Regions from separate parts of the Homo sapiens genome. Here region 2 is linked to region 1. Evidence: chromatin loops called from intact Hi-C (ENCODE). Cell type or tissue: Caco-2. All regions are shown on one strand. Each heading gives the region's core, and the rest is flanking DNA. Links, peaks and the distances in the headings are about the cores only.

What was found. Peaks named below come from ENCODE experiments on the same cell type or tissue, not always from the same donor. Only the 100,000 strongest peaks of a DNase experiment are listed, where the experiment ranks them.
Region 2: a loop joins it to region 1, with 5 times the contacts of the local background. A loop is called at or near these places in 1 of 110 quality-filtered maps.

The regions. Positions count from the first base shown.
Region 1 is chr14:56,096,991-56,102,374 of GRCh38, reverse strand. It overlaps LOC105370513 (a long non-coding RNA gene), which reads left to right. Exons shown (of 3, transcript XR_943901.3): 2 at 3,544-3,755; 3 at 3,865-4,322. Among named protein-coding and RNA genes, the nearest start is that of PELI2, 19 kb to the left of the region's middle. In Caco-2, for the core only: no CTCF peak of the experiment used is centred there; DNase peaks (open chromatin) are centred at 3,114 and 4,107.
Region 2 is chr14:56,001,959-56,007,342 of GRCh38, reverse strand. LOC105370512 (a long non-coding RNA gene) reads right to left here and starts at 2,655. Exons shown (of 4, transcript XR_007064183.1): 1 at 1,426-2,655. In Caco-2, for the core only: no CTCF peak of the experiment used is centred there; DNase peaks (open chromatin) are centred at 1,872 and 2,272; H3K4me3 peaks cover 506 bases.

The DNA.
Region 1 (5,384 bases), core at 117-5,116:
TTTCTCCATGTTGGTCAAGCTGGTCTCGAACTGACCACCTCAGGTGATCTGCCCGCCTCAGCCTCCCAAAGTGCTGGGATTACAGGCGTGAGCCACCGCACCGCACGTGGCCGCCAATGATGCACTGTTGTGTGCACTCTCTGTCTCTGTCTCTCTCTCTTCTCTCAAGTGGAAATTGCTTCACTAGAAGCTGCTCTGGGCTAGCAGGCACTGTAAACATGTCTAGTGTAGGTGGGATATTTGGGGCAGAACTGAGAACTTGAGCCTGTTAATACCCTGTTACTAGGGTATTAACATTGTCTATTTTACATAATTACATTAAATTACAATGGGACCATTTAAAAATTTTTAAATAATCAAATATAGTCATTTCTAGGCAATCAATCAATATCATAATCTTTAAGATGTAAGCCTACCCATATTTTCCAAAGTTAATTCTTCAATAAATTTATGTATTGCCTTTGAAGAAAGCAGATTTTAAATGAGTAAATTATCAAAGAAAGGTTTGAGACTACTTACAATCTCTTTCATCTTCACAAACTTCAAAAGTATCCCCAGCTTTTCCAATCTTTTCCCTGGAGTTTGATTTCCACTTGCCCGCACCTCACTTTAATTTAGGCCAGATAGTCATTACAAATGAAACTACCAGAAGCAACAAGAAATGTTCAAAGGATTTACCCTTGTTGTTTGGCTTCTCACATAGAACCTACAAGGTCAACGTTTACAAAATTATCCTCTAAAGATAATTTTTGGAAAGGAAATAGCAGATTTGGAGATAAAGATGTATTTTAGCAATAAAAAGTAAAGTATTAGGTACAAAGTCTGTGAGGCTAATTTTTATCATTTTTATTTTCAATATTCTCATGACAAGTAATCTAATCAGAAATATCTCCCTCCAAAGTCAGATTTCCTTGATAATTTTGGAAGATTCTTGTTCTAGATATGTCCATCATCTTCCCTTGTCCAAACTCTCTTCTTAGAGAACTTTTCCTGCTAAGGACTCTGAAGGAATATGACTCATGCCCTTGGTAAATGGACCAAGAGTGGGCAAATGATCCAGTCAGGACCATTCAAATCCTCTTTCAGAAATTTCAGAAATTGAAACATAGAGATTGGGTAAATTGACATTTTAGGCTTAAGAGCCATAAGGTCGAATAGAATTAATATTAGGATTGGCTTTATAGCATCCCAAAGTTAAATGCAGCTGAAGCTACAGGGAAGCAGATCCTAAAAGACCTATAGAAGTTTGTTTCCATAGGGAAGATGGAGCTGACCTGCAGAGAGAAGTGAAGACAATAAACTGAGAAAGACCAAGAGGAATTATCCGCCTGAAGAAATTTAAGTTCCCACCTGTCCCCAGCTGTATCATTAGATTCATAGGATTTTTTGACAGTTACAATACATTTATCTTTACTTCAACTAGCTTGTGTGTTTGTTTTTCTTATAATGAGATTAAGATAATTCTGTTTTTATGTGCATATTTTTAATCTGGATGAATACTGCATTTAGTAATGCCTCAAAAAATAGAAAGGAATGGCCTCCACCCACTCTGGTGCTCTCTGAAGGAAATTGAAGGCAAGCACCAAAGCATGCATATCTTAAGTATTTGCAAAGAACAGCAGTTTCATCCAGAATGGGATTTGATGAGTAACTTCTGTGACCAAGATGGAACTTAATAGAAAAGCTTTTCCTCGTAAGATGGATGGTTCAGTAACTGCAGTCACTCAGCAAATTATAGTAAGCGTCCACTGCATGTGCTAGGCACTGCGTGAGCAGTTCTGCAGCCCTCAAGGAGATTAGGTAAGTTCTAAGTAAGGTTCCCAGTAGGACAATGAGTAAATCACAGCTACTAGGTAATACACTCCAGCCCACTGAATGCTAAGGATGATTTCAAAAGGAAAGCACTGGGCCGGAGAGTTGAAGGGTTTGAGCCACACATAAAAAATTCAGCCCTTTCTTCCTTAAATTTCTCTGACATGGATTCCAAGTTTAAACAAATTCCTGTAAGCAAGTTTCTGAGACAATTCTGAACAAGTCGACAAAGATTTACTAAAATCTTACCATGTGCTAGGCAGTGAGCCTACACTAAGATGAAAAGGGCTTGGCACCTTGTCAAGGAGTTTTTGTGTTAGAAAGTGAACTAAGATAAACACATCCAAACGGCTTTTGAATCCTGATAAGAGATATCATTCACTCACTAGCTTCCTATGTGTATTGATGCCTGAATATTGCATTGGTGAATTCTGTACCTATCTAAAACCTTTGTGACTCTACCTGATCTCCCGTCATTAAATTCTATCCCATTAGGAACAGATGTGATTCCAAATAATGTCATTATAGCTTCCTAAGAGTAAAAATAACTGAAAACCCTCAACTTTCTCTCTGGACAAAGTCTAGGGAAGTCCACTGAATCTTAGCCTTGGAAAGCACAGTGTCAGACTTGAAGCAATGATAGATTTGGTGCCATTTTTGTCGTTGAAGAAAAGGACAAGCAGTATAACCCTCTGAGTCCACAGGTCATGAGCAAGTTAAAACATCAGTTGTCAGCCCAGGAAGCAAGTTGAAAGAGAGCTCTCTGGCGCAAGAGCTGAAGCTGTCAGTCACATTAACGGAATAAAAAGAGTGTACAAATATCCCTGGATTCCCAAATCAAATTGTCTCTTTCTTCCATGATAGATCAAGGAACTTTCTCAGAATCAGTTAAGGACCCAGCACAGCTGGGATTAGAGACTTACAGGAAGAAGCACGAGATCAGAAAATATTTAGACAGCATCTTGCAGATGCACAGTCCTGCCTAAGTGCTTCATAATCATAATGTTATGGTTGAGTGTCTATCAAATTATAGCTGAAGACAAAGCAAAGCACAGACCTTTTCAGAGCAGTTACTGCTTACTTAATGGTCTGATAGGGCAAAGGATACATTCTTGGAAATGTCAGGTATTCAGTAAGTCATAGTCTTAGAAAGAGAAAAAAGACAGTCCTTCCAGAATTCAGGCTTATTACCTAAGATAAAAGTCACAGTTCACGCCCAGCAGGAATTTACGAAGACAAACACAAATGTTGCACTATTAGTCCCCAAAGCTCCATAATCAAACAAGGGATTTCAGCTGCTCCGAATCATCCAGCCACATTCCTAAAATGCCATGTTATCAAGACTCGAAAGATTCCATAGTGAATTAATGTGAGCTAGGATTCAAGTGGACCCTGACACAAAAACCCTCAAGAGGAGGCAGACTGTAGCTATGGAAAGGGGAAAGAGCAGGTAGATTGAAGTCAGATGGATCTGACTTTAGATCTCAGGGCCAACATTTGACAGCTCTGTTCTTTGCTCAAGTTACTTAACATCTCTGAGCCTCAAGTCTGTCTTCTGTAAAATGACAGTAATAATACCTACCTCACAGGGTTACGGGGAGAATTAAGAAAGGTAATGTGTGATGCATAATACCTGACATGTGGTGGATAATCAATAAAGATCTGTCCCCTTTCCCTAGTATAGCCTAGAAGTAAATGTCACTTTATAGTTTGTGTTTCCTTATACTTAAGGTATCTTCATTGGACTGGAGAGGCACTATGGAGGAGTTAAAGCATACAGCAAATGGAACTGAATTGCCTGAGCTTGAAGCCTGGTTTCACTGCTCTCTAGCTGTATAACTGGGCTAGTTACTTAGCCTGTTTGTATCCCAGTTTCCACCGAGGCTGAATTGAATGAATATAGGTGAATGGTGTGGAACAGTGTCCAGCACATAGTGAGCACTGTAAGATTTAGTTACTATCATTATTACCATTGTTGTTACCTGCATCCTGGGTAAAATATATATGTGTCACCTGAAGCAATAACTCCCATCTCACGTTTATCTTTTACAGTGTGACCTGCCGCTTCTCCATCAACAGGTGGTGTCCCCTCACCTTGAATCTGCGTGGGCTTTTCACACCTTTGTTCAATACAGCATGGTGGAAGTAACTCTATGAGTTACAACACAACATTCAGCTTCTATCTGGTCTACCAGAACACATGCATTTGGAGCCCTGAGGCCACCATGCTTGTGAGGAGGCTGAGCCACATGGGGAGGCCACATGGAGGTGCTCTGGTCAGCAGCCCTACTCTACAAGCCACCTTTTTATCCCAGGTATGAGAGTGAAGCAGCCTCCAGGTATGAGGATTCCAGCCCCCAGCCGCTGAGTCACTCTCAGCTTTTAAGCCTTTCCATCTGAGAACTCAGATGTCCCAGAGCAGAATGAACACATCCTTTTTGTGCCCTATCCAAATTCCTGACCCACAGAATCTATGAGCTTATTAAAATGGTGGTTGTTTTAAGCTGCTATATCTTGGGAGAGTTTGTTGTTGGCAGTAGTATCTGGAACACTTTCTTTCAAGCAGAAAGGTACATTATTTGAACTTTCCTGGAGTTAACATGTGAAAAAAAATTATTTTTTGATGAACAAGAAATATGGCCCCCTTCATAATTATTCATGGGAATAACTTGAAAAGTAGGCATTTTAAATTATATTTTTCTTATATGAGTTGATGGGCAGGGCCCAGAACTGGTGTTTATATATTACGTGTCAAAAAGGCTTGCATGGTTCTCCTCTTCCAACATGTATACAGTTATCCATTACTTTTCTAGAATTGGAGTTCCCAAGAAGAAATTTTTTTTTTTTGTAACTGGAGCAACAAAAGTCTCTCTGGTGTTTCCCAACTCTGAAATAGAAATCATTTAGAAGTGTTCAGAGAGCCATATTCCATTATCGCTGGGCATGTTAAATAGCTAGTGGTCTCAGATTCAGAATTATTCATAGCAGTTTATTAAAGTGGTAAAAGGGTCTCTACTGATTTGTATTTCTATATGTATTCAAATCCCTCTTAGTAAGCTCGGCCACTCTCATCACAGTATCACTGTGGAGAGACCCATCTTATGTTTATAAAAAGGGAAAAATTGTGGCTAGGTATGCAAGACACCCAAAACAGGGTTTGCTCTGTGTTAATTAAGAACACGGAATTCCATTTCATAAGGGAAGATTTCCTGAAAACAACCATCTGTCGTGTGTGTGTGTGTGTGTGTGTGTGTGTGTGTGTGTGTGTGTTTTAAGCGATCCTGATTTCAAACCAGAAGTTCTAGTAAAAGCTGACCTGAAACATTTCCATATGTCAGCTTTCACTACCTTCTCACGGGCAGATCTATTCTGTCTGATCAGTGTTTTAGAGGACACGGGAGCAACGGTGCTAAGCAGTGACAGATTGTCCCTGTCACATGGTCTGAAAATTCCCTGGTCTCAGTTTTTAGGTTTTTGAGCCCTTCTTTCTTAGAAAAAGACTTCTTTTTACCAGGTTCCCTCTCCACTTCTCTCTCCTGTGCAAACAGCTTACCCCTGTCACCCTCCAGGCG
Region 2 (5,384 bases), core at 53-5,052, 95 kb after region 1:
GCTTTTGGTGTTTTAGACATGAAGTCCTTGCCCATGCCTATGTCCTGAATGGTAATGCCTAGGTTTTCTTCTAGGGTTTTTAATAGGAACACTTTTACACTGTTGGTGGGACTGTAAACTAGTTCAACCATTGTGGAAGTCAGTGTGGCGATTCCTCAGGGATCTAGAACTAGAAATACCATTTGACCCAGCCATCCCATTACTGGGTATATACCCAAAGGACTATAAATCGTGCTGCTATAAAGACACATGCACACGTATGTTTATTGCGGCATTATTCACAATAGTAAAGACTTGGAACCAAGCCAAATGTCTAACAATGATAGACTGGATTAAGAAAATGTGGCACATATACACCATGGAATACTATGCAGCCATAAAAAATGATGAGTTCATGTCCTTTGTAGGGACATGGATGAAATTGGAAATCATCATTCTCAGTAAACTATCGCAAGAACAAAAAACCAAACACCACATATTCTCACTCATAGGTGGGAATTGAACAATGAGAACACATGGACACAGGAAGGGGAACATCACACTCTGGGGACTGTTGTGGGGTGGGGGGAGGGGGAGGGATAGCATTGGGAGATATACCTAATGCTAGATGACGAGTTAGTGGGTGCAGCACACCAGCATGGCACATGTATACATATGTAACTAACCTGCACAATATGCACATGTACCCTAAAACTTAAAGTATAATAATAATAAAAAATAAAAAAATAAAGATAGTAGAGGAAAAATCACACCCGTGACCTTGCAAAAAAAAAAAGAAAGGAGAGGGAAGGCTCTCTCCACCCTCAGGCCTTCTTTCTCACCATGACTCTTTGGGAAGTAAGAGAGGGAATGGCCTCTCTTTTCCTGTGAATCCCCTTCTTTCTGGCTCCTGTGGAAGAGGCTTGAAGGAGACACTGAGGAGTGAGGAGAGGAACACATGCCTTGGTTAATATTCCTAAAGTGTATCCAAGAGCTTGGGAGGAAAGACAAGAATCCTATCAGCAGGCTTCACCTTCTGTTCCCAGACAGCTAGGCAAAAACAACTTTGTTCGTTTCCTGTTTTCAAAAACAGTGCGTTATCAGAGGGTTTTTGTTGCTGTTGTTGTTGTTGTTGTTGTTTGGTTTTTCTTTTTAGGGATAGGGTCTGGCTCTGTCACCCAGGCTGGAGTGCAGTGGTACAATCACAGCTCATGGCAGCCTCTAACTCCTAGCCTCAAGCGATCCTCTCACTGTGGCCTCGCAAGGTGCTGGGATTACAGGCCTGAACTGCGATGCTGGCCTACAAGAGGGTTTAAGATGTATGAGAGCAGTGGTTACAAGACCCTGTAGGGAAGAGAGCAGAGAGAAAAGGGTGCCCTGATAATAGCAGTGCTCTCTCCACCCTGAGGCCCGTGATGCAAATGAAGAGGGAAACTTATTACTCACCTCAGGTTAGAAAGCGGAGAGTTTCATCAGTTGATATTCCAGGGACTTGGCAGTCTGAGATTTATGGACTTAATATAGTTTATTCTTTTGTGGCGTCATTGGTTGGGAAAGTGCAAGATTCCATGTTAATGAAACTCAAAGCAGGAATGATAAACCACATCCCACGAGGAACGGGGGATTGCCCGTTGAGACTCCCCCTGCATGGGCCCCAACAAACCCCCTGCTTGGGGCAGAACAACAGTCCTTGGGGTGTTATAAACAGCTCCACAGCTCCAGCTGGCTTTCTACCCCTAGACCCCTCCACAGTGAAGCAGCAAGTGTCTCCCAGAAGGAAAACTCAGAGGCCAAAATTAGGTAAAGATACATGACTTTATGTTAGACCAGATGGGACTCCTGGGGTTCCTTGGAAATGCAAAAGGGAAAAATGCAGCTCCCTCGTGGGTGTCTACGCTGATGTGTCATCTTGCTGCCCATGGAAACAGCAGTAAAGAGAAACAAACATTTGTTTTATCTTGCGGACCTTGCCTCACACAGATATGGGAAAGAATTTTGTAAATAATTGGTTATTTGAAATCAGTGTTTTCCTTTTCTTGATGACATCCTGAAGTACTTGTTACCTGGCAAGCAAATGACGCAGCTCAGCTGGAAGTTTCAGGTACCCAGAAATTGATTTACTTGAATATTATCATCGAAGCACTACCTTTAAGCACCTAGTTATTAGAGAAGGAAGAGGAATATGTCTGTGAGCCGGCGGCTAGGAGGAATCCTAAGAAAACACAAGTTTTTATGACGCTGTGGTGTGTCAGGACAGAGTCCGGCAGACCTGGGAGACGGGAGATAAGAGTCCTGGTTCCCAGCCCGTCGCCAGCAGCCTTAAGACTCCTTAAGTACAGTGCATACTCATGGGCGAAACAAAGCGAGAAGCAGCACCGAGGAGCAGCCTGCGACTCTGCTATTTTTAAACTGCCAATTAGAACGCCTAAAATTACGTGGCTAGAACCACCACATCCGCTCAGAGTTAATCATACACTTCTGAGCTGAAGTTTTAAATTTTCTGTTTTCCAAGTCCCTGATCAGAATATTTAAAAAGATTATTTCTTGGCTGCCTCAGGCCCACAGTTGAGTTGTGGTTCGGGATGATTTCTACTGGGAATGGCTTTTCTTGGCCAGAGTTAAAATCTGTCATATATACACACACACACACACACACACATACACATACACACACACACGTATATATATATATTTGGGGTTTTTTTTTTGGGGGGGGGATGAATTTTAAAACATAGAGATTTTAAAACAAAAGAGACAGGCAGAAATGCAAAACAATCCAAAGAGTGATCTAATGGTTCCAAGATTCTGTTTGACCAATCAAATTACAATAGTTAACGTGGGCCTGCCCACCACTTACCCTATTTCTCCTGCTAGTCCTCTTTTCCTCCAGGTCTTGCTCTCTGTGCAGTGAAAGAATATGACATTTTGCTAGGGGCACATGTCTCCAGTTTCCTCCACTGACATTGGACCCCAGAGCTCAATTCAAATGAAATGGGAGAGACAGGACATAATTAAAATCCTCGTCAGGCCCACTTAGAAGACCTATTACAGGGTCCAGACTTCACGAAGGCTGCATGAACCTTATACATGGGTTGAATCCCCAGTAATTCCTGCACTGCCCACACTGCACACTACCGACTTTGACTATCTGTGCAGCATTTGGCTAGCAGTAGCCTCCCAAAGCCATATGAGAGAGAACTGCTCTGAGGGACAATGAGAACTGAAAGAGAAAAATTCCAAAACAGAAAACACACACACACACACACCCCTCAAAACAAAAGGGGCTTTCTGGGTAGCATTTAAGCAAAATTAATTTTACTGAATGGAGGTATTAGAGTTTAGCCCATGCTGTTGTGTGTTTTGAGAAAAGCATATTTCTATGTAGTTATTTAGAAGTTGCATCCTAGGCCGGGTGTTGTGGATCATGCCTGGAATCCCAGTGCTTTGGGAGGCAAAGGATGCAGGAGAATCACTTGAAGCCAGGATTTTAAGACCAGCCTGAGAAACACAGTGAAACCCCCATCTCCACAAAAAGTGTTTTAAAAATTAACCAGGTATGAGGGTGCATGGCTGTAGTCAGCTACTTAGGAGGCTGAGCCCAGGAGTTGGAGGCTGCAGAGAGCTATGATCCTGCCACTGCACTCCAGCCTGGGCAACAGAGTGAGACCCCCAACTTTAAAAAAAGAAAATAAAAAAGAAGTTGCATCCTATCATATTTCTCATGACTGTACATTTATTTATTTAAACTTCATCAAGAGGAGAGCATTAATTTGTTTTTCTGAGAAAAGACGCATGATATCCTTGAGGACAAACAGAGCAAGTATTTTTCAAATAATATTCTACAAATTAACAACACCTCAGGAGAGACAGAAAGGGGGCGTGCAGAGCCCTGCGTGCTGCTCTGAGTGATGGCTGGTTGGTGAGGAAGTCTCCTGTCCCTCGGAGCCTCCTGCTCCCCTGCACGCTTAGCCCTGCGAGGCTCTTTTCTGAAACCAGACGTGATACAGAGGAAGGACTCTTGCCATCTGCGGCATCTCCGTCTGAATCAGTCTTCAATGTGGTTTTCAATTATTACATTTCCCAGACAATGCCCCATCCCCTACAATCTTATATTTAACAAAAGGCTGCCTATACCATTTTTTTTTTAAAAAAAGGCAAAAGATGGTGAACACAAAATTAAATGAAAAATTAAATGTGTGCTTATGATTTCTAAACATTTAAAAATGTGTCTGTGTGCATGGCGGAACTGCCACCAAATTCTACCTCTTGCGGCTGAAACCACTGTTTAATGTGGTCTTTTTGGTACTTCAGTAACTATAACCACTTGAATGAGTGCAAGATGATGAAGGCAGCAGCATGGCAGGTTTCATAGCAGTATCATAAGACAGCTTCCAAGATACAAAATAACAGTGATTCTATTTTATGGTGAGGAAATGAAGTTACACCATAATTAAATAATTTTCCCAAAATTTTAACTGAAAACAAGGAAGAAGAAAGAACTAGAACTCAGCAAGGGAGTTCAGACGGAACCCTCGTTTCCACACTCTTATCATCTAGTCCTTTTCTCATTTACATACTACAGTATATCTTAGTCCTGCCACAATAAATAATATAAGCTCTCTTCTCTCCTGAAAAGAGTTCATTCTGGGGGCCAGACAGGGTGCCTATTTCTTTTTAATACTGCCCCTCAGTCCTGTGAGCTCTGATTAAATGGTTTCACATGCTGAGTTAAATAATTGGAGTTGCCTAGTTCCCGACCGTTTGTTTGCCAGCTATAATGAGTGTGGCTGTTTTAAGGGAATGACTGATACACGAAAGCAGCAAGAAAAGCAAACAAGGCATCCTATTCAAAGAATGTGAAGAACGAAAGGTTACCACGGCCCAGCCTCCTGGGCACAACCCCACGCCCCCCGCCCACCCCACACCTCCATGCTCATAAATTGCAAATCTACATTCACAGCACAATGCTTTCACTGGCAAGCTGCCTCAAAAATCAGAATGCTAGTAATGCCAAGGCCTAGCTCCCAGCCCCTGTTTTGTTTTTGTCATTTACCAGCTGAGTATCCTTGAGAAAGCTGCTTCACTGTTCTGGGGCTGCAGTTTCCTCATCTGTCAAAGGAAAAGACCAACAGGACCTCAGTGACATTCTGTGCTTCCTCATAGGGAAGGTGGTTAAAGTTATTTTAATGAAGGCCACCGTGATCACCCAGAGGCCCCACTGGTGAGTCCATGAGCTGTAGAGTGTTATTTTATGTATTCCAAAGGAAGGGGAAGGTCTATACTGAAAAATGGACTCTATGTCTACACTTAAAAGCTTAAATTTTAATAGTGGCAGTAACATATCAAACTAGGAAGAGAAAAATAATAAAGGAGTGTATGTACAATACTTGTTTTTTATATATTAT